Linked DNA regions of Homo sapiens: region 1 is linked to region 2. The links are chromatin loops, found by intact Hi-C in ENCODE. Cell type or tissue: endothelial cell of umbilical vein. All regions are shown on one strand. Each heading gives the region's core, and the rest is flanking DNA. Links, peaks and the distances in the headings are about the cores only. Region 1 has its middle 310 kb from the start of RSPO3. Region 2 overlaps LOC105377989 (a long non-coding RNA gene).

Region 1 (15,733 bases), core at 4,806-12,805, 78 kb after region 2:
ATTTGTGCAGTATATTTTATGGATACTTGATAAGGAAGAAGAAAGTTGGAATTCTGATTTGGAGTTACAATATCTGGGTTCGAATTCAAGCATTGAAAATAACTAGTTCTGTTATGAGGAGCATGTCAATTCATGAATTTAAGCTTCCATTTTTCTATAGTGAAGTTAATAGTAATACTTGCCTATTAGGTTATCTGGAGATCCAATGACCTCACATATATAAAAACATTGTATAATCTTACCGTTATTGTCATTTTGTTTCAAAAATTCACTTTTCATGGTAAAAGACTAAGATAATTTCTATCCCAACGTGGACCTCAGGAAAATAGATTTGGCTTCATACCTTCCCTCTTTTAAGTTTAAATTACACCTCCTTGCAAATTAATTTCCTTTGGAAGCTATAAATTTTCATCCAGAATTTCGCATTTTGTTTAATCTTCTTCTCTATATGTGGTGGCAGAATAGTTTTAGATTATTTTATTTATTTAATTCCCAAAAATAACTTAAGAAAATACAGTAACTAACAAAATTATGTTAATGGACTAAAGAATTGGCAGAGCAGAAGAATCTGTGAGAACATTGTGTGTCTCCTGGGATCCTATCCCCAAAACAGCTTGATCCAAGAGAAAGAGGCCTGGATGGAGGTAGGGGGCTGAGGTCAACTGGATTCTAGCTTTGAATTTTATGTGAAGCCTCTGAGAATTTTTTTTTTTTTTTTTTTTTTTTTAGATGAAGTTTCGCTCTTCTTGCCCAGGCTGGAGTGCAATGGCACAATCTCAGCTCACTGCAACCTCTGCCTCCTGGGTTCAAGCGATTCTCCTGCCTCAGCCCCCTGAGTAGCTGGGATTACAGGTATGCACCACCACACTCAGCTAATTTTGTATCTTTAGTAGACAGGGTTTCTCCATGTTGGTCACTCTGGTCTCGAACACCCAACGTCAGGTGATCTGCCCACCTCAAACTCAAAGTGTTGGGATTACAGGCATGAGCCACCGCTCACCTGGCGACTTTTTTTTTTTTTCCTATTTGTAAACCATGAGAATTAGAGTAAATGGCACATAAGACTTGTCTTGCTTGATGCTTGAACATTTTCTCTAGTTCTTAAAGTCTAAGCAATTTGTGGATGCTTAAGGGTAGAAGGGCTCTGATCATTACCTGTTGGTCAGTACAATTCAGCCAGAAGCCAGAGCTATTTGATTAGGAGTTAAAAGTGTTGTAGCTACTGTTTGATCATGTTTTGGTTTTGACCTTAGATAATTTACTGTTCATTTCTGCTTAGAAACGTACAGTTATTTAATAGTACCCTCATGCTAAGGAAAAGCTCATGTAGATTTCAAGGAAACTCTTCTTAGTCCTAGACAGTAACTTATGTTCTGGAAGAATGTGGTTCCGTAAGTATGAATTAGTGAAGATAAAATAGGGGTCCTCAACTTTATACCTTTTACAATGGGAAAGATTTATTTTATGGTATTTGTCTATCATAAATTATTATTATTATTATTGTTATTATTATTATTATTAGAGATGGAGTTTCACTCTTGTTGCCCAGGCTGGAGTGCAATGGCACGATTTCAGCTCACTGAAACTTCTGCCTCCCAGGTTCCAGCGATTCTTCTGCCTCAGTCTCCTGAGTAGCTGGAATTACAGGCTCCCACCACTACACCTGGCTATTTTTTTAGATTTTTAGTAGAGACGGGATTTCACTATGTTGGGCAGGCTGGTCTCGAACTCCTGACCTCATGGTCCACCTGCCTCGGCCTCCCACAGTGCTGGGATTACAGGGGTATCATAAATTATTTCGAATCTTTGAGAGCAAAATATATATGTGCCAATGTATCGAAGTTAGCGATTACTTAAAAATGTGACTGCAGGTATTCAAGAATTAAAGTTAGCAAATAACTTCTATTTCCTCTGTCATTATAAAAGGAATAGAATGCTGGATGTTTGTCGTTTTAATACCCCAAATCTTAAGTCACTTAAATCTGCCACAAATATTTTAAAATAAAATCAAAGGCAAGTTCTGTAAAATGAGCAAACATTTCTATATTTTGTAATTTATATACAAATATAAATACAGCTTATCTTAAAAATTTAAACTTTAACTCAATATCTTTTATTTTATTTATTCTGAAGCTAGTTGATGTCATCTTTAGAGATAACATGAGTTGAGCTGTAATTTTCCAAATAAATTTCAAATAATTTAGCATTTTAATCCATATATATGGAGTGTATTGTTTATGTAATATTCAACATTCAAACTCCCAGACTTTTTACTGAGAGTTGGATTATCTCATATGTAACACTATGCTATTATTTCACTTTTTGCATAGTACACAGGAAAAGACAATGATGTCCTTAGTTGCCTAATTCAGATAAACATTTCAAGTTTCTTAACTATGTATCTAATATGAGACCAAAATACTGGGTTGATACTTATGTATTAAATTTCACATCCTTGCTTCTTTTGGAAAATGTGTGTCATAGTATGGCATAGAAAAGTATTGGTCGGATGTCATGGTGAATGAATGTAGAATAGATCGTACTCTTCTGACTCTAATCCTTTTCTTAAGTTAGAAATTTAGGATAAAACCATGTTTGAGGCATGATTTAGAACATAGATATTAATCATCATGTAAGTTTCTCTTACCTATTAGTAACATCTACTCTTGTCTAAACATGTTTTACATTTGAAAATCTGATGATCTTAAATTCTTATAAATGGATAAAGAGATTTCTCAGTGCTTAAAAATATTTTGTATATTTAAATTTTTTATGTATTAAAATTATTTCAGTATGCTTTTAGAATTGCTCTCATTTACCAGATAAGAAGAAAAATAATTCTATCAACTTGGACAATCTCTCAATGTTGTTCTAATCTGCTACTTTCTAATTAGCTTCAGTCTTTGTGTCCAGGAAAGTGTGAGGCCCAGGGGGGAAAAATTCCCAAAGAATCTTGGAGAGTAAGCTGAGCTTTCTCCACCAAATAGTAAGTGTCTATACATTAAAATAATAATAATGATCCATTAGCCACTGTTCAATAAAGTTTCTGGAAAATAGTATCATGAAAAAGATTGCCTTATGTTGGGTTCCTCATAAATACTGAAAAAAATAAGAATTAAAACTTTATCAACTTAAGCAGTTATTTTTTGTGGAGTTTCTCCTTGATATGAATAATACTAGACACACACAAATGCATGCACACACACACATACATATACAGGTCTCTGGGCAAATACATTTGGCGGCAGAGACTTGAAAATTAAAGGATAGCCAGGTACAGCGGCTTATCCTGTAATCCCAGATACTCACGAGGCCGAGGCTTGATGATTCCTGGAGACCAGGAATTTGAAATCAGCCTGAGAAGCATAGCAAACCCCTTCTCTAAAAATATAAAATAAAATTATGTGGGCATGGTAGCACATGCTTGTAGTCCCAGCTACTCTGGAGGCTGAGGTGAGAGGCTATAGTGAGCTGCGATTGCGCTATTGCACTCCAGACAGGGTGACAGAGTGAGAACCTGTCTTGGAAAAAAAAGAGAGAAAGAAAGAAAGAGAAGAAAGAAAGAAAGCGAAGAGAAGAAAGAAAGAAAGAAAGAAAGAAAGAAAGAAAGAAAGAAAGAAAGAAAGGAAAGAAAGAAAGAGAAAGAAAGAAAGAAAGAAAGAAAGAAAGAAAGAAAGAAAGAAAGGAAAGAAAAGAAAAGAAAAAAGAAAGGAAAGGAAGGAAGGGGAAAGAAGGAAGGACGAAGGAGAAGGAAGGAAGGATGGAAGGAAAGAAAAAGAAGGAAGGAAGGAAGGAGAAAGAAGGAAGGAAGAGGGGGAAGGAAGGAAGGATGGAAGGAAGGAAAGAAAGAAAGAAGGAAGGAAGGAAAGAGAAAGAAAGAGAAGGAAGGAAGAAAGGGGAAAGAAGGAAGGAAGGATGGAAGGAAAGAGAAAGAAAGAAGGAAGGAAGAAGGGGAAGGAAGAAAGGAAGGGTGGAAGGAAAGAAAGAGAAGGAAGGAAAGAAAGAAAGAGAAAGAAAAAGAAAAGGAAGGAAGGGGAAAGAAGGAAGGAAGGAAGAAGGGGAAGGAAGGAAGGATGGAAGGAAAGAAAGAGGAAGGAAGGAAGGAAAGAAAGAAAGAGAAAGAAAGAAAGAAAAAGAAAATTAAAGAATAAAACCTAATTCCCAATGTGTTAACATTGGTTATAAACTCACTGAGATATAATAATAGTATTGCTGTCCAAGATTAATATCTTTATCCTGGCTTAATTGTCTTTAATTTCACTATAATAAAAGTTCTTGATTGTAACCAGGCCCACACAAATCATCTCCCAAGAGGTTTTCTGACAAAATAAAGGAAATACTTTTTGTAAGTGACCCTCATGCTCCAACAGGCCTTCTACAAGGAAGGGCAAATAGAAAGAGTGTTTTATCTTGGTGTTACACATAATGCATCTATGTCAAGACCCATGAATACATTTCAAATCTTTGCCTTTCTAGGTGTTTTATGCTGTTACATGGTCTAGAACATAATACATGTTCAGGTATTATGGGAAATGAATATGCAATAAGTCATATACTGTTCCCTCTGACACCCTTAACCTCTTGATAATTAAGATATTAAAAAAATGTTTTGAGCATGGTTAAATCAAATTCTTTATAATTTTTGAAACTGATGATTCATTACGTTAAACTGCCTCAGTGGAATAAGGAGGTTTTTTGGGTTTTTTTTACTATAATCTTCTTCAGATTACTTAATGGTATCATTTTTAAAAAATAGAACAGCATTTCCTTTAGAAAATTTATACTAAGCTTAATAATACAAGAATTAATCAGATAAACTCTTTAAGATAGTATTAAAATCATTGTGAATACAACTAAATCCATGTCAGTTGCATAATATTTATTTAATTCTAATTGAACAGGGGCTAAATATTAATTATCCCTCACTGAATTCCATTGCAGTCAATTACATTCTTCAGTTCCAGTATGATTTATTCAACTTGTCTTTATATTTGACTCTTTAATGCAGATTTAGTTCCATATTTGGTATAATAGTAATCTTGTTACTGATTTTATTTAGCCTCAGGTAATTCATCTATCAATTGATGGCTATCAAATACTACTCTCCTCTGTCCAGGGACTGGAGCTTGGTTGGGTCAGCCTAGACTCTTTGGGCTAATGCAACTAGAAGAGAGGTTTGCTCAGATCTTCTCTGAAGAGAAGATTCATATTCTCTCTCTCTCTCTCTCTCTCTCTCTCTCTCTCTCTTACTCTCTCCTTCTGTCTCCCTTGCAAGGTGTAAACAAAGAGACATATTCTCCCAGCGCCCATGGGCAGCCATACTGTCATGCTGAGGAAATCAAAACTGTAAAGCTTAGACAGCAAGTTTAATATTGTTGGAAATAAAAGCCATATAAAACAAATGGTTAATACAATGCTATAAGAAATAAGAGAAGAAATATTTAAGCATGTTTGTAATTAGTTATGCAGAAATTTTGCTTAGACGAAGGTTTGAATTGTTTTCTGAAAAATACATGTAGTTTGAATAATAGATGAAAGGAAAGCAAAGCAAATCCTATGAGAGTGGGAGATGAAAGAGAAATGCAAAATACAGGATAGGATAAGGATGATGAGTTTGAGGAATGCTAAGGAAACTGGCTTGGTCCAAACCATGCCTTTGTGTTGAAGAATTTAGATTTGTAGAGGGAGTGAAATAATGATAGATTTCTGAATTTCTAGACTTTATACTTAGTGTATATCAACTCAACTGCTAATCTTTCTGTTGTTGCAACTGGAGTGGGGTAGGTAGAAGGGGAGTGTATGTCAATTATGCTGACTGTATCACAGCCTTGGAGAAATCATCTCTCCTGCAGCTGACAGAGTTCTGGTTGGGCTATAATCATTGAAACCTGCCAACAGTCATAGGGGAGAGGATATCATTGAGGCTAGGCCAGTTATTGTTCTACATTATTTCAGACAAAATCATAGTTTCAATGAAGGAATATAGTTCAAACAGAGAGAAGCCAAGTCCTTTACAGGGATTAATACATAGTCACTGGAAGAAAGAACTGCTCTTCCTAGAAAAATAAAGGTCTGGCTCTGCCAGGGTCCTTTTCATCTTCTATGTGGAGATTCCAGCCCCCAGAGTGAAGCCAGGCAAAGCACGGAGAGCAGGGAGATAGAGAAAGGGAAAAAACCCTTGTGGCCACATTTGAGCTCCTGGTTCCCACAATGCCTGCAGGCAGCAAATTCTACTTTGACTTCCTAGTTACATGAAACAGTATATTCCCTTTCAGTCAAAGCTAATCTGACTTGGGAATCTGTCACTTACAACTGACAGCATTTTGATAAGTACCATATTCCACCACTGGCGAGAGGACTGCAATATCAACAGATGCACAACCACCAATCACACACTGATCATCACCAGACATGACTTTTATTTTTATTTACATATTATTATTGCTCCACACATCTGAATATAGGTTCTAGGTGGTTTGATAAACATTAGCTAGTTTAAGGTAATCAATTACATGTCACTTGAAATGCCTTTGATATGATGGAATAAAAATAAAGGAAATGAACTAAACATGGGTAAGGCAGGAACTCTTCATTTAACCAATCTAATAAATGAACACAGGACAAAGTGGCATATTTACATAATCGCCTTTAGTCTTCACATTGCCATGAGAAAGACTGTATTTTTAATGAAGCTTTAGGTGCTAGAATATGAAAATTGCTTTTAAAAAACAAAGATATGCCAGAAACACTGAAATTAGCCCTGTGGGTCATTATATTAAATCAAATTCTATCTCCTCACTTCTTGGCTCAGTTTCCACACTATCAACACTCCACTTCATTTCAACAAGCCCACTGAAACCATCAGTGGAAAACATCCTCCTGTTCAGCTATTTGATATCAAATAAACAAAATGATTGTTGATGAAACAAATTTTTCTCTTGAGTAGCTAGTTGTGTCACTAACCTTATAGCCAAATAATAGATGGGGCAATTTCCAATATAATAAAAAATACACAAAACTTCCAAATAGCAGGTTGAACATCTTAGAAATGGAATTTGGACTCAGAGCTGGGCTTCAGGTGCTTTGTGTATAATGTGTATGTTTGAGGAATGGTGTTTGTGAGAACAAATTTTAACCTCTATACTTCTTACTGATGTACAAACATGCACTAGATAGTCGAAGAAACACTTAAATCCGAGCTAGAAAAGAACTTCCTTGTTGCTAATGTACAATTAAAGGACTCAGTCCCAGTGTTGTAACTACAATGCAATTTGATACCAAGTGTGGAAAGATCTGCTTTGGGGGATGGGGGCTTGAGGGCTGCCAGGGGACTTGCTCTTTTGGCAGTGATTAACAGTTTGGTAATGAGGGTCTGTGGTGTAGGGGTGAGAATCCAAACACTGTGTCAAATGGTTAGCTGCTCTTTTAATGACCCCAAGTGCATGGCAGTCTGAGAGAAAGAGAGAGAGAGAGAGGAGAGAGAGAGAAAGAGAGTGAGAGTGTGTGTGTGTGAGAGAGAGAGAGAGACTATGAACATGACACAAGATTCACACTTTTACCTTTATACAAAGACAAACTATTGTTCTCTATTGTGGGCTGCCCACTACTCCACCTACTCTATTCCCCCCAGAAGAAATCATGGTATTATTATCTATTTGACTATAAGAACAAAATAATACAAATAAATTTTTAAAAAATGAAGACATTTGGGAGTGTAAGTCCATAAGTTGTTGAATCTGTTAAGGAAAAAATCTTTTTAGGTTAAAAAAAAATGTAACTTGAAAAAGAAATTCCTTATTTCTTAAGCTAAAAATGAAACTAAAAATAGCTTTACAGGAGATTCAACTGTCGTGTGAATCATCTCATTTATGTGTCAATTTTATGCCTTAAAAACTGATAACTCAGTTTTGTGTAAAAAATGTGATGCCCAAAAGAAACTAGCTCCTTGAGAAAATCAGAAGGGGGAAAAGTGAACTCTAGGCTGCGGTGTGTTTATATTTACTGGCTTGAGATCAACCTGTTATGAGATGTCTTGGAAATTGTGTCCATAATGGCTAGGTTTTTGTTTTTTTTTTTTTCTTAGCTACACATCCAGGGTTATGTTGTTCATAAGGAGACAGAAATACCCGGGCATGAATTCCACATATGTCAATTAGTGGTGACCTTGGGAAATTACTTAATCTTGGTTCCAGTAATAATATTATAATAATGCCTTCCTCTTACATTTACTGTAAAGATTGAATGAGATAACACATACAAAATCTGATACATAAGAAATCACGAATAGGTATCAATACTGTTTCTTTCTCCATTTTTGCCTTATTCAACTTAGTATAGCTTTATAATTATTATCAATTCAGTTAATTTTGAGGCAAAAATCTATGCTTGCCAAAATATATTATCCCTTCATACGATGGTGCACAGTTTAATCACTAATGTATTTCAGTGTTTTTAAATTTTAATTAAACAATGAACATGTAAGTTAATTTCAGCCTCAGCAATAACAACAACACAAAGAAAAAATAATTTGAGGGCTAAACATCTCAGTCATCAAGTTTCTTTTGTTAAAACGTCTGTTTGTAAATGAAGTTTAGTGTAAATTATAACTTAACATAAAAGTTTAATGAATAAAGTACAAGCCTCACACATGGCTCTCTAAACTCCAGAAAATGTCCAAAGTGGATTTTGGCTAACATCATCTGGACAGTTGCCTAGGTAAAACAAAGCCAAAGCAAAGAAACGGCTGGGCCAAAGGAAGCCTGAATATATAAACATGAAACTACTGAACTCGGAGGAAATAAGTAAATGAGTCAAATACTGATCCAGGAGCTCTCTGTCCATTTTTTTATCATGAAGATATTTTACTGCCTTAATCAGGCATCTGCTTTTTATGTTTTTCAGAAAGACTAAAGGCATGAAGAAGGTAAAGCAAGCACATGTATGTTCAAACATTGACCCCTTTTCCTCCTATCAAACATTATTCTATGGATTAATTAAACCTTATTACATTACATATAAATTAGACTATCTTTTAGGGAGGAGTAAACAAATCTCATATTGACAAGTTTAAATTTTATTTTGTAGTAAATAGAGGGTTTTTTTTGGTTTGTTTAAGTGGTCTAACTTAAAAATGATTCATTATTTTAACTGGGCACATGATTGTATCTATTTCTGGGGTACAATTTGACATTTCCATACATACATGTGTTGTGAGGTTAGTGTATCCATCATCTCATGCATTTAGATTTCTTTGTGATGAGAATATTCAAAGCCTCCCTTCTAGCTATTTTTAATATACCATCTTTTACTGTTAACCATTGTCAATATACTCTGCAACAGATTACCAGGACTTACTCTTCCTATCTAACTGTAACTTTGTCCTCATAAGCCAACTCTCCCCATCTTTCTCCTGCCCTACCCCTCCCCAGTCTCTAGTAACCACTGTTCTACTCTCTCTGCTTCTGCTTCTTTGATGTCAACTTCTTTGCTTTAAGATTCCACATAGGAGTGAGAACATGGCATATTTGTTTCTGTGCCTGTCTTATTTCACTTAACATGATGTCCCTAGGTTCATCCATGTTGTCACAAATGACAGGACGTCACTCATTTTTATGGCTAAATACTATTCCATTGTGTAGATATATCACATTTTCTTTATCCATTCATCTATTGTTTGACACTTAGGTTGACTCCATATCTTGGCTACAGTGAATAGTGCTGTAATCCACATGACAGGAGAGGTCTCTTCTATATACCAATTTACTTTCATAATGGCTGTACTAATTTAAAATTCCACCAACAGTGTACAAAGGTTCCCTTTTCTCCACATTCTTGCCAAAACTTGTTTTCTTTTATCTCTTTTATAATAACCATTCTAGCTGAAGTGGTATCTCTTGTGGTTTTGATTTGCATTTCTCTGATGATTATAGTAAGTAGTTTTTTGTTTGCTCTCTAATCTGATGTTTTAAATATCAGGTCCACAGAACCCTCTTCATCTGTGCATAGAATTCAGGAGATCCATGATGGGAACAAAAATACGTTTTTGTTGTTATTGTCCTGTAACTGAAATTTACTGTTTTCTTGAATTACAAATATGATGTATCACAGATACTTTATAGCATATTATTTTTGTTGCTTATGTCTTGAAATATCTCTTGTTGTAGTCACTACGTTGAAGTTATGGTAGTTATTAGATTGTCAGTGCCTACACAGCAAAAATAAGGATGAGGACCCCTGCAGGAAGGCTGCACATTTGTATCTGCTATGATTCAGGGACTCTGTGTAAAGTTAGCGGATGTATCAGGAAAATAAGACATAGGAGTTTCTCTTCCTTCCCCAGCATATTCTATAATCTATAAACATTTACTAATTCATTCATATTGTCCTCTATATGACAATGTATCTCAGTAACAAAATAAAGATCATGGGGCTAGCAGCTGCTTTTTCACTAAAGTCCCTCACAACTTCTCAAGCAATCTTAGCACAGGGTTTGATTATAGAGTAGTGGCAATAGTTTCCCTGGGCATAACTGCAACTGGTTCTGTTTCTTTAAAACTTTTCCTTTACATGCAGTGCCCTTCAGCTTGTCAATCAAAATTTGGAAAATGAGAATGTAGAAATTAGGCTGTTGTGTCAAACCTTAGTTGTCTTCATGATATCCCAGAGTTGAATAAATGAGGCATTTTTTAAGGCTAAATTTGTCAAATAGATAATATTGCATAAACGGATTATTTTTTGGAGAATATATACTGAACAAGATGTTATCTCTTAAAAATTAAAGTGGTCACCTTTCATATTAGAGAAACACTGATCCCCCCATCATTCAATAACTACTGAGTTAAGTGTGTTAAAACTTTAATCAGGAAAATGGTATACAGAGAGTTTATTTTGTAGTGCCAATAAATATATTTTCAAGTCCAACCCTTAACCAATTATAAGCTCAAATACCCATTAAATGTCCCTTTACTTATCATATTGTGGGTAATTTAAATGTTTTCAGAATTTTAGCATTGGAAAGAAGCAGCATTTTTGTCAGATAACTTCTTCGTAAAGTTTCCGTTTTAGTTCGGGTTGGTTGTTAATTGTGGAGTAAAGAGAAGTGACAGAATCTCAACATTGTCTTTATTTCCAAATATAGTAAGTTGCAAATCACTGAACTACTCATCTGTAGTGAGAAGGTTGACTCCAGTAAGCCTTATTAAAAACTCCAAAATTATATTATTTTATGACATTCAAAATAAAGATACACAAACATCTTTGTTAGAAAGTTCCATTCCCACACAGTGTTCTGATTTTTAAAAAAGATCAAAAGCAACTAAAATAGAAATTTATTTTTCAATCTTGTATAGAATACTCAGTCTTATTGAATGTCATATGACACCTTTCTTATGTCCTGGAGGGGGGTGGGGGGTGGCTGTCAGGGAAGGGATTTTCCCCTTGGAGGAAAGCTTTTCTTCATAAAAGACTGACAGGCAGTGCGGTAAAACTAATGCTATTGCTGGTCCTCCTCCTGAGACCAGTTTAGCCACGCTTTTTTTTTTTTTTCTATGAGGACCTTCGGGATTGGCCTTGGAAGCATTTTTGTTTCCTCCATTAAATGTGGAGAAAAAAATGTGGTGGAAAACACTGCTGGAATTCACATTTCTAATGCAACCCACCTAATAATATAACTTTGTATAAACAATTTTTTCCTATTTGTTCTGAGTCAATACTCTATAAAATAGAGACACATTATCAGTTAGCTAGCTCCAGGAATAAAATAGACAAGCTAAAAACAGTATTCATTTGAGCAAATGTATAACATTGAATTACTATGATGCAGCCTTTTAGGTAGTAACTTGTTGGAGTCTCTAATCCCCAAAATACTGAGTACCACAAATTGTATTTGTAGTAATATTTAGCAAATTAGGAAATCAAAGAAATGTCTTAGCTTTTTGCTTCTGCTTAGCACATCATTGTGGATATTATCTATGAAGAAAACAAACACACATAAAAAACTTACTTATGATAAAGTATATTCATAGGAACAATACACTAGGATGCATTTTCAAAAGCACTGTTTTTAGGACATAGGGATTGTGATGTCTTGAAAAAAAATCAAGTATCATTATGAAAACAGAGTATCATGAAATATCATGTGCCTTTAATAACTTCCTTATGCTGTGAAGTCATGCAACAACTCATTTATTATTTCATTCATGAGCGCTTGCCATGTGCTCTAGGCACTGGGATGAGGAGATGAACAAGATAGACAAAAGTCTCTGCCTTCATAGACTTTTTATTGTACTAGGAAGTGACAAGGATACCTTTATAAATATTCAGAATAATGACAGGTGATGATAAATGCAATGAAAAAAAGGTAAAGCATCCCAAAGGGTAGAGATTGAGCACATGTGCAGAGGAATGGAGGAAGAAGTGGACCTGGGTGGTGGAAGAGGGAACATTTGAGCAGAGAGAAGAACAAAGTGAGGGAGGGAGCCATGGGGAAAACAGGACATGAGGAAAAGGGGAATTCCAGCAAGAGGCATGAGAACATGCAGAGGTCCTGAGGTCTGTTCAAATAAGAGGCCAATGTGTTTGGAAAAGAGCTGGTTGAGTGAGTAGAGGAGCGTGGTAAGAAATAAGCCTGAAAAAAGGAGGGAATGGGAGGCTATGGAGAGCCTTCAGGCCATCTTAAATAGTTCATATTTTCCTCTATCGCTTATATTTTCAAACAGAAGTTATATGTCTGTAATTTATACTATGTTTAGGAAAAGCAATATAATGTAGCCAGCAGCATTTTTATAATCACTGAAATATTTCATAATTAAAGATCTATGATACAGCAATAGAATCAATCACTGAAATATTTCATAATTATATTAAAGATCTATGGTATAGCAATGGATTGAGACACTTTTATCATTCATCTTTTATTTCTGTTTCGTTTTCTTTACGGTCCATGATGCTTTCATGAAATAGAGTGTATTACTCTTTTATATTACAAGTGATAGCAAAGTATTGGTAGTATTTACCAATATTACAAAAGACTATGTTGAAAAGTGGCTTTATAATTATTGTAAAAATTCCAAAATTTGCCTACCTTAAATAATCTTGGAAATGTCATTGTGTAGGTAAAAAGTAAATGAAGTCAGGATATCAAATAGTAAAAAGACTTGATTTTGTTAGCTTTTCAGATCTCTTCTGACTACCCGGTATGTGCCAGACATGGTGTTAAATTTTGCAGGTTTGAATCAATTAAGATATTGTTCTTTGTTTTAAAGTACTCATAATCCATGAAAAGAATTGTAGTGGGATACATTGAATTTCAACCCTAAAATGGGATACATTTCATAAAAGTGTGCACAGAATAATAAAGTTGCCTTCCTACTCTTGTTCTGAATAATTTAAATCATCTTGCCTAACAGAACAGATGAGAGAGATGCCCTAGTCTGGCCAAGTAGCAGAAAGCAGTAGTGAGGAGCACCAGCACAAGGATGTCCAAGATGTGTTAGAGAAGCTCTCTGGTTTCAATACAGGACAATGTACAGTCAAAGAGATAGTGTGATATTATGGAAACACACAATTTTCAGAGCCATACATACATACAGGCATACAGGGAGACATACAGCTTTCTCTCAAAGAAGCATCTGAATTTGAGTATATTGAACTTTTTGACCCCTGTGTAAGATGGAGATAACAATAAATTTTTGCAAGGGTGTTTTGAGGTGTAAATCAATTCACATAGTTCACTGCACTTGCCATAGAGTAGGTTAGCTCCCCATCTGGCTGAACAATAAAAATAAACTTTCTTCTGTGGCGCAGGACTTATTTAACAGTGGACAGCTCTGTAGCTGTTCTCAATGTCACAAAATTGCAGTGAATACTAGACCTTGAGTATATAACTTACCTACCCCATAAAGGTGTTGGGAAGATGAATATTTGTAAGGTACGTTAATTACTCACGGGTCAAAAGCGCTTGTGAGTGCAAAGTCCCCTTCATAGGCATTATCACCAGCAGGTTCCACTGCTTTCCCTCAGAAACACTGTGAGAGAGAAAAGATGCCTTTTAGGAAAGCAAATTTTCTTATGTTTTCCTTCTGCCACCACTGGAAGAAAAATGCAGTATTTCAACGAGAAATATTACCACATTGCTTGTTCTTGAGGGATTTCCAGAAGAAATACCACAAAAATGCTTTTCTTTGAGGGTATTCAGACTAAAATTCTTACAGATTGAATACATATCAACATAGCTCATATGTAGTATATAGTCTGGTTTTTATTGTTGTTGTTGTTCTAGAAAGAGTGACATGTGGAAATCCAAGGAATTTCTTTATTTGATGGAGGACAGAGAGTGATTAGTCTGCTAACATGAAAAGCAAATTCCTCTGAACAATCCTGAGCAATACAGAACTCCCATTTACAAGATGAAAAAAAAGACCCCCAAATTAAGTAAAGCAATACCAATTTAATAATAAAAATACGAGTATAAATTTTGCAAAGGAATTTTTTTTAACCTTTCAATGCAGATGATGGCAGATTTTATACCTTCCTTTTAGAAGGCCTCTTTTCAATTAAAAAAAAATATTATTAGTGCTTTGGTAATTTGACAAGGAAGTAGTTACTTCCCCCATCCCTATAAATAGAAAACTACATCATTAATTTGAGCATAGATAATGGACAACTGCTGAATTAACCAGAATCATTTAGGGTAATGGCATCCTAAAATAATAGAATCCATCAGCTTGGTTCAGCACCTACTATGTGTAATTTACTTTGGCAGTGGGAACTACCAATAAGCAGGGGAATGAGAGTAAGTAAAATGAGTATTGCCTCTAAACACCAGAATTCACACCTTAGTTTTTATATGCAGTTGGACTAGTTGCTTAACTTTCCTAGTCTTTAGCTTTTTCAGTGTGAAAGATGAAGAAAGCAGTACCATCCCTTCCATTTGTTGGGAGGATTAGGATAAAGTGAATTTTACATAGTGAGTGTTCAAAAGCTGATAGCGCTGCTGCTGTGCAAGATGAACTTATGTGGTTATTCAGGAGCTTACTGTCTATGTGAGGAAATCTAACAAACCCTAAAACAGACTTTTAAAATTAGAGATTGCACAGGAGAATAGATTGTAAAATATTAAATCAATTTCACAGCTAGGAGCATATATTTATAATTTTATGATTAGTAATAATTAAATTTTGTAAACTCAAATTCGCAATACACTTTTAGTATTCTTTTTTTAAAAATGTCAACTGAAAATATCTACTAAATTCATTATAAAATCTGGGTATTTATTTGTTATTGGCTGAAATTTTTATTTTGTTATGTTCATTACCATTTTAGTAATCTATTAATTACTGAATAATAAGGTAATAATAACATATGAAATTATGCTGATTCCTCAGAAACTGGGTCTGAGATTCTAACTCCAGCTACTAACTTTGCCATAACTAACTTTTTTTAGTGTTCTCTGAAATAAAAGTTCTGGGATAAATTTCTCCTCTATGTTTATCTATGAGAAATGATACTTCAAGCCGAACAAACTGTGTTCGTTCTCTCCCACACACAGAACATGAAACATTCTAAGTCTCTCCAGTGCGACTGATGATGCCAAGTTAGCCAGTGTTGGTCTGTTTTCTTTAAATGAGATGGCTGTGTGTGTGTTCATTTGAATAACATGTTGGCTACTGAAAGACTTTCAGCATCTATAGTTAATTAAAAAGGAAAGCACAAGTTTTAATTTCTTCTTGTACTC
Region 2 (15,733 bases), core at 5,253-13,252:
AGCCTATAACTCAAATACTATAATGTGAAATTAATGATACTTAAATACAATATAAAGTCAACACATCTCATGTTACATGATAAAAGAATTAGAAGGGAAAGAAAATGAAGATAATTGCTTTATATATATGTATATATATAGATACATACACAAATATATTCATAAAAAAGAGGAAATATTCATGAAAATTACAGTCCTTGTTGCTATAACTTGTCATGTGGTCACAGCTGGTGCCTGTAACTCCTTCTACCACTCATTCTTCTACCCATTCTATTTTCTTTACCTTCAGCAAGCGCCTCAGTGGGTCATGGGTCTTTATCTGATGGAGTGACCCAAATTTTCATTCCTGAAGAGTCTGGGCCAGTTGTTATGTTGTTATAGTTTTCCATTGACTGTAATCACAGGACATGGTAATACTAAGAGACACCCTAAGGCAGGGGTCCTCAACTCCCAGGCCCTGGACCCATACCAGTCTGTGGCCTGTTAGGAACCCAGGCCACACAACAGAACGTGAGTAGTGGGTGAGTGAGCATTGTTACCTGAGCTTGCCTTCTGTCAGATCAGCAGTGGCATTAAATTTTCATAGAAGCATGTACTATATTGTGAAATGCACATGTGAGGGATCTAGGTTGCATGCTTCTTATGAGAATCTAACAAATGCCTGATGATCTGGGGTGGAACAATTTCATTCTGAAACCATCCCCATACCCATCCATGGAAAAATTGTCTTCTACAAAACCACTCCCTGATGCCAAAAGAGTTGGGGACCACTGCCCTAAGGGATCTCCTGTATTTCAGACATACTCTTCCTTACCTCCATTGTATAGAAGTAGTCCAAGTACTCTTTCATAATCCAGATCAATCACCCCAGCCAATACCATAAATCTCTTCTTTGCCTGTTGACTCAGAGGCGTAAGGAGCCCAAAGTGACCAGGTGGAAGTCTTCATGTACAGTTCAATGGATTATTGTTGTGTTTCCTGGTGGGAGTAGTTCTCCCTCTGGAACTAAAACTTCTAGGCCAGCAGAGCATAAAGTCACAAAAACGTGGAGCAGAAATGTTGCTAGTGGGTCACTAGGGGTAAGAGCGAGTGGTCTCATTCCCATTTTCCCACCTTGATTCCTGGATCTATAAATCCCAGCTATCAGAGAAACAGCATCGTATATTAGATGCTGACTCAACATATACAGCCTTCTGGAAAACCTAGCCCCACCCTGCAAGGCATTACCACATAGCTGACTCTGTAACTGTGTCTTCAAAAGGTCATTCTGTCGCTCTATCAAGCCAGCCACTTCATGATGGTGGGGAACATGGTAAGACCAATGAATTCCATGGGCATGGGCTTATTGCTTTATCTCTTTTGCTGTGAAGTGAGTTCCTTGATCAGAAGCAATGCTGTATGGAATACTATTACAGTGCATCATTCATTCTGTAAATTCATGGATTGTATTTTTAGCAGAAGCATTTCAAGTAGGGAAAGCAAATACATATACAAAGTAAGTGCCTATTTCAGTAAGGATAATTTGCTTCCCTTTCTATGATTAAAGTGGTCAAATGTAATAAGCCTGCCACCAGATAACTGGCTGATTACTTTGAGGAATGGTGCCTTATCAGGGGTTCAGTGTTGGTCTCTGCTACTGGCATATTGGGCACTAATCAGTGGCTACAGCCAGGTTGGCCTTGCTGAATAGAAGTCCATGTTGCTGAGCCCATGCATAACATCCTTCCTGCCATCAGGGCCACTTTGCTCATGAGTCCACTGGGCAATGACAGGGGTGAGTGGGGAAGGAAGCTTACTGGTATCCATGGAATGAGTAATCCCAGACACTTGGTTATTAAAATATTCCTCTTCTAATATCATCCTTTGGTGAGTATTCACAAGGACACAAATGTCTGTATGATTTTTTCCCATTTAAAAGAGGGTTTTCCACATACCTCTTCTCCAAATGTATTTGTTACCAGTTTTCTAATCATGTTCCCTCCAAGTCCCTGATGCTCCTACTAAACCATTAGCTACAGCCTATGAGTCAGTGTATAATAACACATATAATCATTTTCCCTTCCAATAAAAGTGTATAACCAGGTGTACTACCTGGAATTCTTCCCACTGTGAAGATTAATCTTTACCACTGCCCTTCAGGGATGTCTCAGAGAGTAGCTGTAGTGCTATAGTTGTCCACTTTTGAGTGGTGCCTGCATATCACGCAGAACCATTTATAAGCCAGGCCTGAGTCTTCTCTTCCTTTATCAATGAATTGTAGGAAACTCCTCATGAGGTCCCAGGTGCAGGCTGGGAGAAAGAAGGCAGTGTAGCAGGAGTAGGAAGCATGGGCATTTGAGCCACTTCTTCATGTACTTACTTGTGCTTTCAGGGCCTATTCAGGCTCCATCACATATATACCTCTTCCATTTGACATAGACTGTTGCTGTACATGCCCAGCTTTATGGCTTGGTGGGTCAGATAATACCCGGCTCATGTTGGGCAGCTCAGATCATATGGTAACTTGGTGGCTCATGGTCAGGAATTCAGTTACTACCAAGGTCCATTATCAGGCCAAGAGCTGTCTCTCAAAATGAGAGTAGTTATTTGGGGATGATGGTAGGACCTTGCTACAAAATTCTAAAGGCCTGTGCTGCAGGTCACCTAAAAGAGCCTGTCAGAGGCTCCAAACTGCATACTTATCTGCTACTAACACTTCAAATACCACTGGATCTGCTGGACTGTATGGCTCAAGTAGCAGAGCAACATGTACAGCAGACTGGACTTGTTGCAGAGCTTTTCTCTTTTTCTGAGCACCAATCAAAACTAAAAGCTTTTCAGGTCACTCAGTAAATGGGTTGAAGTCACACACCCAATTGAGAAATATGATTTCTTCAAAATCCCAATAGGCCCAGTAGATGTTGTGCCTCATTCTTGGTTGTAAGAGGGACCAGATGCAACAATTTATATTTTATCTTAGAAGGAATATCTCAATATGTTCCACATAACTGGGGCCCTAGAAATTTCACCGAGGTAGAAGGATTCTAAATTTATTTACCATTCTCTGACATGCAAATGTCTTATCAGTTAGTGTAGAGAAGCTGCTACATCTAGCTCATTAGGTCCGATTAACATAATGTCATCAATGTAATGGACCAGTGTGGTATCTTATGGAAGGGAAAGATGATCAAGATCCTTGTGAACTTAATTATGCCATAGAGCTGGAGGGCTGTATAGACCCCCGAAGTAGGACAGTGAAGTGCTTCTTGCCTTTCCAGCTGAAAGTAAATTACTTCTAGTAGGTTTTGTGAACAGAGATGGAGAAAAACGCATTTGCCAAATCAATAGCTACATATCAGGTAGCAGGTTATGTGTTAATTTACTCAAGCAATAAATCCATATCTGGTACAGCTGATGCATTTGGAGCCACCACTTGGTTAAGTTTATGATAATCCACTGTCATTCTCCAAGATCCATCTGTCTTTTGAACAGTGACAAATAGGAGAATTGAATGGGGATGTGATGGGAATCCACACCCCTGCATTTTTCAAGTCCTTGGTGACGGCAGCAACCACTGAAATCCCTCCAGGAGTACAGTATTGCATTTGATTTACTGTTTTCCTAGGTACAGATAGTTCTAATGGCTTCCTCTTGGCCTTTCCCACAATAGTAGGCATCATCTTACAGATCAAGGAATGAATTTTGGGATTTTGCTAACTGCTAAGTAAGTCTATTCCAATTATGCAGTTGGTAGCTGGGGAAATGATCACAGGATGGGTTCAGGGACCCACTTAGTGACCACTCAGGGATGCACTTTAATTTAAGATGGACCTAAGCTAAAACTCTATTATAATCACCTGATCTTTATAAGGCCCTATTCTGACTGGAGAGCCATTGTAATGTTTTGGGTCTCCTGAAATCAGTATAAGTTTAGAGCCAGTGACCAAAAATCCCTGAAAGGTCCGATTATTTCCTTTTTCTCAATGCATAGTTACTTGGTAAAAGGCCATGGGTCTCTTTGGGGAAGGCTGGGAGAAAGACTAACAATAAACAATTTTGGTAGTATACCAGGGTCCTTTCTTGAGTGGACCTATCCTCCCCTTTATTCAAGGGATTCTGGGTCTGCAACCTGGCTCAAATCCAGAACTTGAGGTCAGTAACTCTGTCTTTATTATTCAAGTTAGACTTTTGTTCACTTGACCCAGAATTTTTCTGCTTATACAGACCAAGTAAAAATTTAGTAGGCTTCCTATCTGTTTCACTTCCAGGAACACTGTTCAATTAGCCAGTGCTATAGGTCTGTGCGTCAGTCTTCTGATTGCTGATGTGACTCTACTGAGCACTAGAGTAACTATGGTCGCCTTGTCCTTGGTGGTTGAGTGCTGCCACTTGGGCACCCCAGGATCCAATTACTCCTGTTGCATTTAGATTTTCCAGTTGAGTGGCTGGATATGGTTCTCACTCTCTAAAGTTTGGCCTACAGGGAAGCACAATCACTATCACCAAGCTCTCTAGGGATACCAGGACTCCCTTCACAAATGCATTTCACAAAGTATTGGGGGAAAGTATGTTGTCTGAACCCCCTGGTGTGGGTGAGTAGGTCTTAAATGACAACTCCACTCTTCCTGAAGCCTTTGAATTCCTTCCTCTGTAAAACTCTGTAGATATATTAAAACCATTGACTAAATTGTACATTTTAAATAGGTGAACATTGTGGTATATAAATTGCATATCAATGAAACTATTTTCTTAAAAAAACTTTTTTTTTTTTTGGGGGATTGCAGGAAAGAGCCACAGATTTGCTTCTTCCTAGCAAGGGCGTGATACTAATTCCAGATCCATCCAAATATTGTTCACTGCTTCTTAGACAGAGACCCCTTTCTCCCAGGTAAGCAGCAGAATTCCCAGACTATTGGTAATTCTCAAAAATCATCATTCGTCAGGCAGTTGATGAAAGACAACACTTTGTGAATGAGAGATAATTTAGTCGGGTCAATATAAGATGAGTAGAAGTTCAAGTTATAATAAAGTCAGTGTATGAAGGTTTAAAAGCATTTGGATAGATGTGTGGGTGAGGAAGAAATAAATCACCATGGACATCTCATAAGAGAAGAGTAGCTTCCAGGCTTTCTGGCCAGTGGTCCAGCACCTGAGTCTCTGATATTCCAGGAAATAGAGTGGATGCTTGATCTTACTCTTCATCTGCCTAGCCAGGTGTATTTGTCCACTTTCATGCTGCTATTAAAAAACTGCCTAAGACTGGTAATCTCTAAAGAAAAGAAGTTTATTTAACTCACAGTTCCACATGGCTTAGGAGGCCTCAGGAAACTTACAATCATGGCAGAAGGGGAACCAAACACATCCTTCTTCACATAATAGCAGGAAGGAGAAGTGCCAAGCAAAAAGGGGAAAAGTCTCTTATGAAACCATTAGATCTCATGAGAAATCACTCATTATCACAAGAACAGCATGAGGGTAACCTCCCGCATGATTCAATTATCTCCCACTGAGTCCCTCCCGTGACACGTGGGGATTATAGGAACTACAATTCGAGATGAGATTTTGGTGGGGACACAGTTAAACCACATCATTCCACCTGTAGTCCTTCCTAAATCTCATGCCCTCACATTTCAAAACAATTACACCCTTCCCATAGTCCCCCAAAGTCTTAACTCATTCCAGCGTTAACTCAAAAGTCCAAGTCCAAAGTCTTATCTGAGAAAAGGCAAGCCCCTTCCACCTATGAGCCTATAAAATCAAAAGCAAGTTAGTTACTTCCTGGATACAATGGGGGCAAAGGCACTGGGTAAATAAACCTATTGGGTAAATATGCCCATTCCAAATATGGCCCATTGGGATAAATTGGCCAAAAGAATTGGCTCCAGGCCCCATGCAAGTCCGAAATCCAATAGGGCAGTCATTAAACCTTAAAAGTTCCAAAAAGATCTCCTTTCACTCCATGTCTCCCATCCAGGTCATGCTGATGCAAGAGGTGGGCTCCCACAGCCTTGGGCACCTCTGCCCCTGTGGCTTTGCAAGGTACAGTCCCCTTCCTGGCTGCTTTCACGGGCTGGCATTGAGTGTCTGTGGCTTTTCCAGGTGCACAGCATAAGCTGTTGGTAAATTTACCATTCTGGGGTCTGGCGGACGGTGGCCCTCTTCTCACAGCTCCACTAGGCAGTGCGCCCATGGGGACTCTGCGTGGAGGCTCCAACCTCACATTTCCCTTCCACACTGCCCTAGCAGAGATTCTCCATGAGGGCTCTGCTCCTGCAGCAAACTTCTGCTGGACATCCAGGCATTTCGATACATCTCCTGAAATCTAGGCAAAGGTTCCCAAACCTTAATTCTTGACTTCTGCACACCTGCAGGCCCAACACCATGTGGATGCTGCCAAGGTTGGGGCTTACACCCTCTGAAGCAATGGCCTGAGCTCTACCTTGGTCCCTTTTAGCCACAGCTGGAGCTGAAGCAGCTGGGATACAGGGCACCATGTCCTGAGGCTGCACAGAGAAAGGGGGCCCTGGGCCTGGCCTCTGAAGCCATTTTTCCCTTCTGGGCCTCAGGGCCAGTGATGGGAGGGACTGCTGGGAAGGTCTCTGACATGCCCTGGAGACATATTCCCCATTGTCTTGGTGATTAATATTTGGCTTCTCATTACTTATGCAAATTTCTACAGCCAGCTTGAATTTTTCCCCCAGAAAATGGGATTTTCTTTTTCTATTGCATTGCCAGCCTGCAAATTTTCCAAACTTTTATGCTCTGCTTCCTCTTGAACACTTTGTCTCTTAGAATTTTTTTCTACCACTTACACTAAATCATCTCTCTTAAGTTCAAAGTTCCACAGATCTCTGGGACAGGGACAAATGCTGCCAGTCTCTTTGCATATGAAGAGTGACCTTTACTTCAGTTCCCAAAAAGTTTCCCATCTCTGTCTGAGACCACCTCAGCCTGGACTTCATTGTCAATATCACTACCAGCATTCTGGTCAAAGCCATTCAACAAGTCTCTAGGAAGTTCCAAACTTTCCCACATCTTCCTGTCTTCTGAGCCCTCCAAGTCTCTAGGAAGTTCCAAACTTTCCCACATTTTCCTGTCCTCTTTTGAGCCCTCCAACCTGTTCCAACCTCTGCCTGTTACCCAGTTCCAAAGTTGATTCCACATTTTTGGGTATCATCGTAGTGTCCCACTCCTTGTACCAATTTACTGTGTTAGTCTGTTCTAATGTTGCTATAAAGAACTACCTGAGACTGGGTAATTTTTAAAGAAAAGAAGTTTAATTGACTCACGGTTCCACATGTCTCATGAATGTCTCAGGAAACTAATAATCATAGTGGAAGGGGAAGCAAACACATTCTTCTTCACATGATGGCAGAAAGGAGAAGTTCCGAGCAAAAGGGAGAAAAGCCCCTTATAAAACCATCAGATCTCATGAGAAATCACTCACTATCAGAGAATAGCATGGGGGTAACCACCCCATGATTCAACTACCTCTCCCTGGGTCTCTACCATGACACATGGGGATTATGGGAACTGCAATTCAAGATGAGATTTGGGTGGGGACACAGCCTAACCACATCACCAGTTTGCTGTGTTTCTGAGGTCTAAGCTTGAGTCAGCTAATGGATGCCCATGTTGCAGGAGTTACAGATTATAATATCCAAAAATTAAAAAGATTGATCAGTAGGTTTAAATTAGAGTGCTTTTGAAATTTGGCATGTTTAAAGATTTTTCACAGATACGTTGTTAGGGTGGTGAATGCAGGAGAATCAGGAGCAGGTAGATAATCTCTTTCACAACCTATGACTCAGCTAATTTTATTTTCAATTTCTTCCATATGAACTTAATTTTCTCTTCCATGTTCTTTTCTGAAACTGATTGTGTTTTCACAAGTTCCTTCACATAATAAAAATCAGCATTCATTCTTTTGCCAAAACATTCATCCTGCTTGTTTCTAAACACTCCTTTCTCTGTTAAGAGTTTTCCCCTCCTCCTACAGAGGAATAACTAATTTACCTGCCTTTTGAATTTGGCTTCTCTCACTTTAGGATAAGTAGCCCTGGATCTCCATGTTCAGACCTCCTCACTCTCATCAGCAATCTCTGTTTATCTTCAGGATCTTTTTTTTTTTTTTGAGATGGAGTCTCGCTCTGTCGCCCAGGCTGGAGTGCAGTGGCGATATCTCGGCTCACTGCAAGCTCTGCCTCCCTGGGTTCAGGCCATCCTCCTGCCTTAGCCTCCTAAGTAGCTGGGACTACAGGTGCCCACGGCTGGCTAATTTTTTGTATTTTTGGTAGAGATGGGGTTTCACTGTGTTAGACAGGATGGTCTTGATCTCCTGACCTCGTGATCTGCCCACTTCGGCCTCCCAAAGTGCTGGGATTACATTACAGATGTAAGACAACACGTCCGGCCCTATCTTCAGGATCTTTAAATTCAGAAGTTAAGTACAAGATTTCGAACAATATCTTCCAGAATACTTTGAACCTACTCATTAAACTTCTGCATTGAAAAAAATACCTCTACTGGCTGTCTTCTACTTTACTCTACTGGAGTTAGGCAAAACGTTCCATAAAATGTTTAAAGACACTTTGTGCCTAGCCAGAATATAATATATATTCAAGATAAAAAAAATCTGGGCAGTGATTTCAAAATGGATAGGAACTTCTATTTAAATAAGAAATAAAGACTACTGGATCAGACTGACTTGGCTTTTCCATGAATCTTTGTTGCTGTTATAGGCTGTTGTTAAATACACATTAAAATGTTTGTGATAGTCATGCATACCAAAAGACACTCCTCCTGATTTGGGGGACATCTTGGATCATATGAAATCATGGCATTGCATTGCAGGGCTGGGGTCAAGACATGCTGCTGCCAGGCCAGGTTCTGCTACTCCAGGAGCCCACCTGGCAAGGTGCCAGCTGCTTTTGCAGGGCCCTGACCTTTCCATCAGGCAGCAGCAGAATCACCAGACAGTAGCTCAAAAATAAAGCAAAGTTAAACATAACTGTGTCATCCCAGAATGGTGATGTTCCCTAATAAAAGCCACACTGATGAATAAAATATAGGGTGCAATTATCCATAGCGAGTGCCAAGAACGGTCTTATAGCCTGATCTCGTATCTGTAGTATTTAACTTCATTTAAAATCACTGAAGAATTTATGTTTAGTAAGAAGTAAAATCACTTAAAATGACTTTGGTAACTTTGTTTTTGTTTAGACCCCAAAGATAAAAGAATATCTTGACAGATGCAAACCAAAAACAATAAACATTTGATTATCTCCAAGTTTAGACATTTGTATAAGAACCGTGGTAAAGATTATAATCAGTAAGGACTCCAACTTCTTTCTCTAGCCCCACCACTGACAGGCCAAGTTAGCTCAATGAAATTCCCAGGGTCAGCTTTTCTGTTTTTAGAAATATAACTAATTAGCTCTCTGTAGTTTTAAACATCATTTCTTAATGATTTTCTGTAGTAATAATTCTCTTTGATTACCTAGCAGGGTGACATTCACGAGAACTGTTCTTTGTAAATTGGTTTCTGATAATAGGGAGGACAGACCAGTTCATGAAGCACAGATAAGAGAACAATAGGGTAGTGGGCCATGAGAGAGTAAAGGATTGGGCAGGATCAGGAGAGTGAGAGGAATTTCCTTTATCACTCTAGGCGAATGAGGTCAACATATCTCTTTGAGGAGGCTTATATCACATGATAGTTATGATGTTAGTTACTTGTAATAGTAACAGTATTAGTAGTACTCTGCATATTGTCAGAATTTCAGATATTTTAAAATTTCCTTCTGAATATATTTTGATGCCATTTCCTGTCCAAAAGCTTGGTTTAATAAACGTTGCATCAAACTTTCTACTTCTGCCAATGATTTAGTATAAAATTTGAATAAATTTAGCAGATCTTCATATGTTAAGACCCAGTGCCTTATTTGGAATGTTGATGTGAGGATTAGAGACACATTTTTCTATAACAGAACTCTCTCATTTTCCATATAATAAAAGGGCAAACAAACAGGAAGAAATGATTCAGTTCCGGAATAGTGATCCTCCCCAGTAATGGAAGTTAATTGAAGAGGGATTTTAATGTAGCTCACATTTAGGAAGGAAATAGTTTTCTTATTATTCAATAAGATCCAAACGTTATGATTTCAAGGAGATATGGATCTTCTATGAGGAACTAGTGAGTTCTGGTGGCAGGAGATGAAACACCTTTTTTTTTTTTTTTTAAGACAAGAGGAATAGATGAACAAATATGCAAAGGAAAACAATAAATACCAAAATATGCAGCAAACCAAAACAGAAACCCACCCTGGTGCCTTCCCTGGTCTCTTTTATTCTCAAAGCTCTAGTTTCCCTTTCCAATTACCTGGCAGAAGAAACAGATGGGAGATAAAAATGCTATGATTCATCTCAGGGTGCCATAAGGATGTAGAAGATACAACATGAGGAAGGGGGTATGATGACTACTGGTGAAGGACCAGAGCCCAGAAAGGAAGGCAGATGAGAGCATGAATGAACCAAGGCACTGGTTCAGTTGGAGGTCAAGTGGAAGGTCAAGTGGGTAGGCATGGAGAGGGCTCCCTGGAGGAATACCCAGCTGAGGGATGCCCATAAAACGATCACACTGAAGGTCTGGGTGATGAGGCTGCAGGCTCAAGAACAACCATAGTAGGGCTGAGTTTGACTGGGAACACAGGATTATCAGTCCTCAGCCTCTCATCTCAATAGCTTGAATTTGTGCTTGGTCATTGGTAACATGGAGTAAAAAAATGATTGAAGTTTCTTCAGGGATGTGTTTCTGCCTATCCTCTGTCAGGACCCTTGAGACACCTTTGCTGTGAATAATGGAGAAGCAAAAGGAGTTACTAATGAAGACAAACTAAACCTGAGAACAGAGAGAGCCTAACTATGTGCTCCAGAAGTGCCATGTGTGTCTAAGGTAGGTCCAAAGGTATGAGTCTAGAGATATTATGTATAAAACACCTAATTGAATGTCAAAAAATCCATAGAAGCTTAATAATTGGTAGCAATTATTATTACTCATTAGTGTGGGGGCTGGGAAGATGACAACAGAGTATAACTTGGAGGGTTGGTGTAGAGCAATTAGCTAGCAACTGTAGTTTGAATTTCCATGAAGTAGTTCCCTTAATTGTGTACACACAAACACATCAAAACTGAAACCACAGCTATGTGATTTAATAATGTTGCACGTTTAGACATGATACAAGGCACTTTTGCCTACATTATCTTTCTGTGAGTTTAACATTAGACCTGGTATAATTATCCTAAATTTACTACTAGAGAATTTAGTTTGAAAAGTCATGCAACTTTTCTAAAGAATTTTTTCTGATTTAATAACACCAATCAATGAATTAATCAATCAACTGTTCTGGCCATTAAATGTGTGAGAAAAAAAAGTCAGTGTATTAATTATAATTATATACCGAGACTTGGCTCTGTGTGTTTCACAAAATAAGTATAAAGTATCAAATTTGTTATAAATGTGTGACCCATTAAAAGAAAAAAAAACTTGATAGATGTGTATTTGGTAACAGCTTTTTAGAAAATTTTTTGAACATTTATGATGTTCAGAAAAGAACAGTGATCAGTGTGCTAAATTAAATTACTTGAATAAATTATGGAGAAAAAGTTCTGATTTTTGTGCAAGGTTTGCATTCTGGATTGAGGTCCAGTTCTTTTTGAAGTATCTGAAATCAAACATATATTTCCAAACCCTGAGGACTGATTTCCTTCTGAAGACCACCCTCTCTTCTATTTGAGGAACTCCATATTCCTTCTTGTAACACTACTCTGATTCTATATCAAGCAATCTTGGCCTTGTTAAGATAAGAAAGTTGCCTTAAGCACTTTCCAAAGCTTTCCTACATTCACTGTTGGTGGATGGTGTCCCTACCCTACTTGTTCCCCTGCAGAACCTCAGATTGGAGATATAAGGGGTGAAATAACAGCCAAGTACCTCAGAGCTAAGTACTTTACATATAACTCATTTAATCCTCACAGCATTGCTATGGAACAAGTACTATTATTCATCCCAGTTTACAGATAGAAACTAAGGCAGAGAAAGGTTAAATAATCAAAGTTTACCTACTAGATAACAGAGTGGGGGTAGAAACCAAGCCATTCTGGCTTTTCCTGCTTGTAACACCAGGGTGGTAAAGGTGAAAATTTGGGTTCATTCTCACAGAGAAGAGGTTATTAAGGCTCAGACTGGACAGATAGCATGGGAATGATGAGCAAGCAGGAAATTTAAGAGTCAGATCTTAGAAAAATATGACAAAGCCTAGAGACTGGCAACTGACATGATCTGAGAAAAGTGAGGAGGCCAGTGTTCCTTGTTTGGAAACAGGAGGAATAATGGGACCACTGGTTGAAATGGAGTGCAAATGTCTTATAAGAAAAGGAAAAAAATGACACCAACTTGACCCTCAAGTATATTTTGAGTATATTCTATTTCTCTTTTCATTAGAAGAAATTTAATTTGAGAAATGAATAGAGAAAGAAAGGGGAAAGGAGAATGTTTCAAAGAATAAGGTTAAAGTCATCACAGCTTGACAGCAATCTAAAAGTCAAAAAGTATGCCAGAATAGCAGGTATTTGAGACCCACTGTTCGAAACAATTTTATTTTAAACACATGTGGTTCCTTAATGATACTGGTAGCATGGTGGTTGTGCAGCCCGCCTTTAGCAGGAAGTGCTGATTTGCTTAATTCTATTAAGCCTATAAGAAAGGTAAATCTGTCTCCTGAACTTAAGGGGCCTCTGCTCTAAAGTAAGTTTGACATTGGCCAATAATCACCCTGACATTCTTGTGGCTTTGGCTGCTCTTGAAGCTGCTGAATTGCACCAAGAGAAGAGGCTGAGTGAGAAAGCCTGGTTATAGCAATGGCCCATCCTGTCAGTGCTGGGAGTGGGTACTATACTCAAAGCAGTATAAATACAGATGCTGCACATTATGCTCTGCTATGCTGGCTGCCTTTGGGATGATTGTTGGGAAAGTTCTTGAAGCCAGTGGTGTTAGAGGGGACAGTGTGCTTCTTGAAACAAAAGAGTTGATGGTGAGAATGGTCTTTGAAAACTGTACTCTTTACAAAGGTGAACTCTGCAAACTGGGCCTACTGAAAGAAATAGGGATTCTATTTTCATTACTGTTTTATCATCAAAATACCATAAGGCCTGGCCCTTAGCAAATAGTCCTTAAATATCTGATACCATTAGAAGCTTGCTTCTATGAAGGGTGATCACCCATCCCAGTTTGCGTGGGACAGTCTTAGTTTACATTATTGTCCTTGCATCCTGTTCAGCTGGTATATATCCAAGTCTCTTAATTTTTATTCAAGTATTATTATTAATAGTTGTACAAAAATAAGTCAGAATAAGTTTGGTAGACCTCTACTTTATTTCCAGCTTCTGTCATTTTCTTCCTGGTAGTAGGTATGAGACATATATACATGGAAAGATAATCAGCAGTAGCCTATCTCTCTCCCTTTAATTTTTTAAAGAACTTTCCAGATTCAAGAATGGACAAGGCACTCAGTTATGAGCAACAAATTCCTTTTGTCTTGGAGATCATGGAAGAAGTATTAGATGCTGCTCCCCTTAGTGTAACAGCCAGTTTTGTTGCAGCCTGTGGGGCCTGCAAGCTACACAAAACCACCAGGATCCTAGAAGAGTCACTAGGAAACGTAGAGTATTATAGCTAGATAAACATCATCACATATGTGTAAAAGATAGAGACTGAACAGTCCAGTCTTAAAATGTATAGCAAAGTAGTTTGAATGCTCTTGTTACAGTGATTTTGTCATCTACCAATTTTAAGTGTGTAGTGATTTATCTATCACATTATTTGGCAATACTTTCTGAATTTTGCAATACATGCAACAATGACCTAAAAAATGAAAGTGCATGTTTAATTTAAAAATTAAAAGTAAAGCCAGGCGCAGTGGCTCACACCTGTAATCCCAGCACTTTGGGAGGCTGAGGCGGGCGGATTACCTGAGGTCGGGAGTTCAAGACCAGCCTGACCAACATGGAGAAACCCTGTCTCTACTAAAAATACAAAATTGACTGGGCGTGGTGGTGCATGCCTGTGGTCCCAGCTACTTGGGAGGCCGAAGCAGGAGAATTGCTTGAACCTGGGAGGCGGATGTTGCGGTGAGTGGAGATCGCGCCATTGCACTCCAGCCTGGGCAACAAGAGCAAAACTCTGTCTCAAAAAAAAAAAAAAAAATTAAAAGTAGGATCTTCATACATCATAAAAGCCATAATGATTTCACACACCAGCTGACAACTAGCAGACAAAAAATCTTCTGGGAAGTCAGAAGCATCAGCCTTCAAAGTTATTATTTTGGGAAGACTATGCTCAAAAGGAGAATTTTACATATGTGACCACAGAAGGTGTGCCTATATATCACTCTTTAAAGCATGAGTTTTTATTTCTATCAATTGGTTGTTAGTTTAAGTTAATTTTGCTCATTTTCACTTTCAAGTTTTTGTGTATGCATGAAGCAGGAAGCAATAGCAGAAAATGTGGCTCCATTAGTAGCAGAACTTCTCAAGCTCAAAGGATGTCCATTTTGTATTAGCAGATGCTTCAAATTGAAAATCATTAATTCCAATATACGTTTTTTTCCCCATGTGGTTTCTGTAATCAAAGTAAAGCTTTTGGAATTCATTCTCAAAGGTGAAATATCTTGAGATCATTGTCAACATTAAAAGTACAACCCTGAAATTAAAGTATCTGTTTTTGTGATGATAATACAGATATAAATTTTGATGGAACAGATCATCCTGGTAACAGTAATGTTCTTACTAAATTAAGGAATCTATGGAGGAGAAATGTATTTGGAGTTGGATGTAGTATCCTCATAATTTGTAATTTTATCCAAACAAGCTGTAACATTCTACCAAAAAAAGAGCCCGTATAGCCAAGACAATCCTAAGCAAAAAGAACAAAACTGGAGGCATCACGCTACCTGACTTCGAACTGCAAGGCTACTGATACCAACACAGATATATAGACTAATGGAACAAAACAGAGGCCTCAGAAATAACACCACACATCTACAACCATCTGATCTTTGGCAAATCTGACAAAAACAAGCAATGGGGAAAGGATTCCTTATTTAATAAACGGTATTGAGAAAACGGTCTAGCCATTTGCAGAAAACTGAAACTGGACCCCTTCCTTACACCTTATACAAAAATTAACTCAAGATGGACTAAAGATTTAAACGTAAGACCTAAAACTATAAAACCCCTAGAAGAAAACCTAGGCAATACCATTCAGGACATAGGCATGGGCAAAGACTTCATGGCTAAAACGCCAAAAGCAAGGGCAACAAAGCCAAGATTGACAAATGGGATCTAATTAAACTAAAGAGCTTCTGCACAACCAAAGAAACTATCATCAGAGTGAATAGGCAACCTACAGAATGGGAGAAAATTTTTGCAATCTAGCCATCTGACAAAGGGCTAATATCCAGAATCTATAAGGAACTTAAACAAATTTACAAGAAAAAAACAAAGAATCCCATCAAAAAGTGGGTAAAGGATATGAACAGACACTTCTCAAAAGAAGACATTTATGTGGCCAACAAGCATATGTAAAAAAGCTCATCATCACTGGTCGTTAGAGAAATGCAAATCAAAACCACAATGAGATACCTTCTTACACCAGTTAAAATGGTGATCATTAAAAAGTCAGGAAACAACAGATGCT

What was found. A loop is a pair of places that touch in the nucleus more often than their neighbours do. Peaks named below come from ENCODE experiments on the same cell type or tissue, not always from the same donor. Only the 100,000 strongest peaks of a DNase experiment are listed, where the experiment ranks them.
Region 1: a loop joins it to region 2, with 7 times the contacts of the local background. A loop is called at or near these places in 1 of 110 quality-filtered maps.

The regions. Positions count from the first base shown.
Region 1 is chr6:126,804,511-126,820,243 of GRCh38, reverse strand. No RefSeq gene overlaps it. Among named protein-coding and RNA genes, the nearest start is that of RSPO3, 310 kb to the left of the region's middle. In endothelial cell of umbilical vein, for the core only: no CTCF peak of the experiment used is centred there; DNase peaks (open chromatin) are centred at 7,363, 8,043 and 8,713; H3K27ac peaks cover 1,398 bases.
Region 2 is chr6:126,883,416-126,899,148 of GRCh38, reverse strand. LOC105377989 (a long non-coding RNA gene) reads left to right here. Exons shown (of 14, transcript XR_002956387.2): 10 at 4,764-4,867; 11 at 10,811-10,933. Among named protein-coding and RNA genes, the nearest start is that of RSPO3, 230 kb to the left of the region's middle. In endothelial cell of umbilical vein, for the core only: no CTCF peak of the experiment used is centred there; a DNase peak (open chromatin) is centred at 10,018; H3K27ac peaks cover 3,113 bases.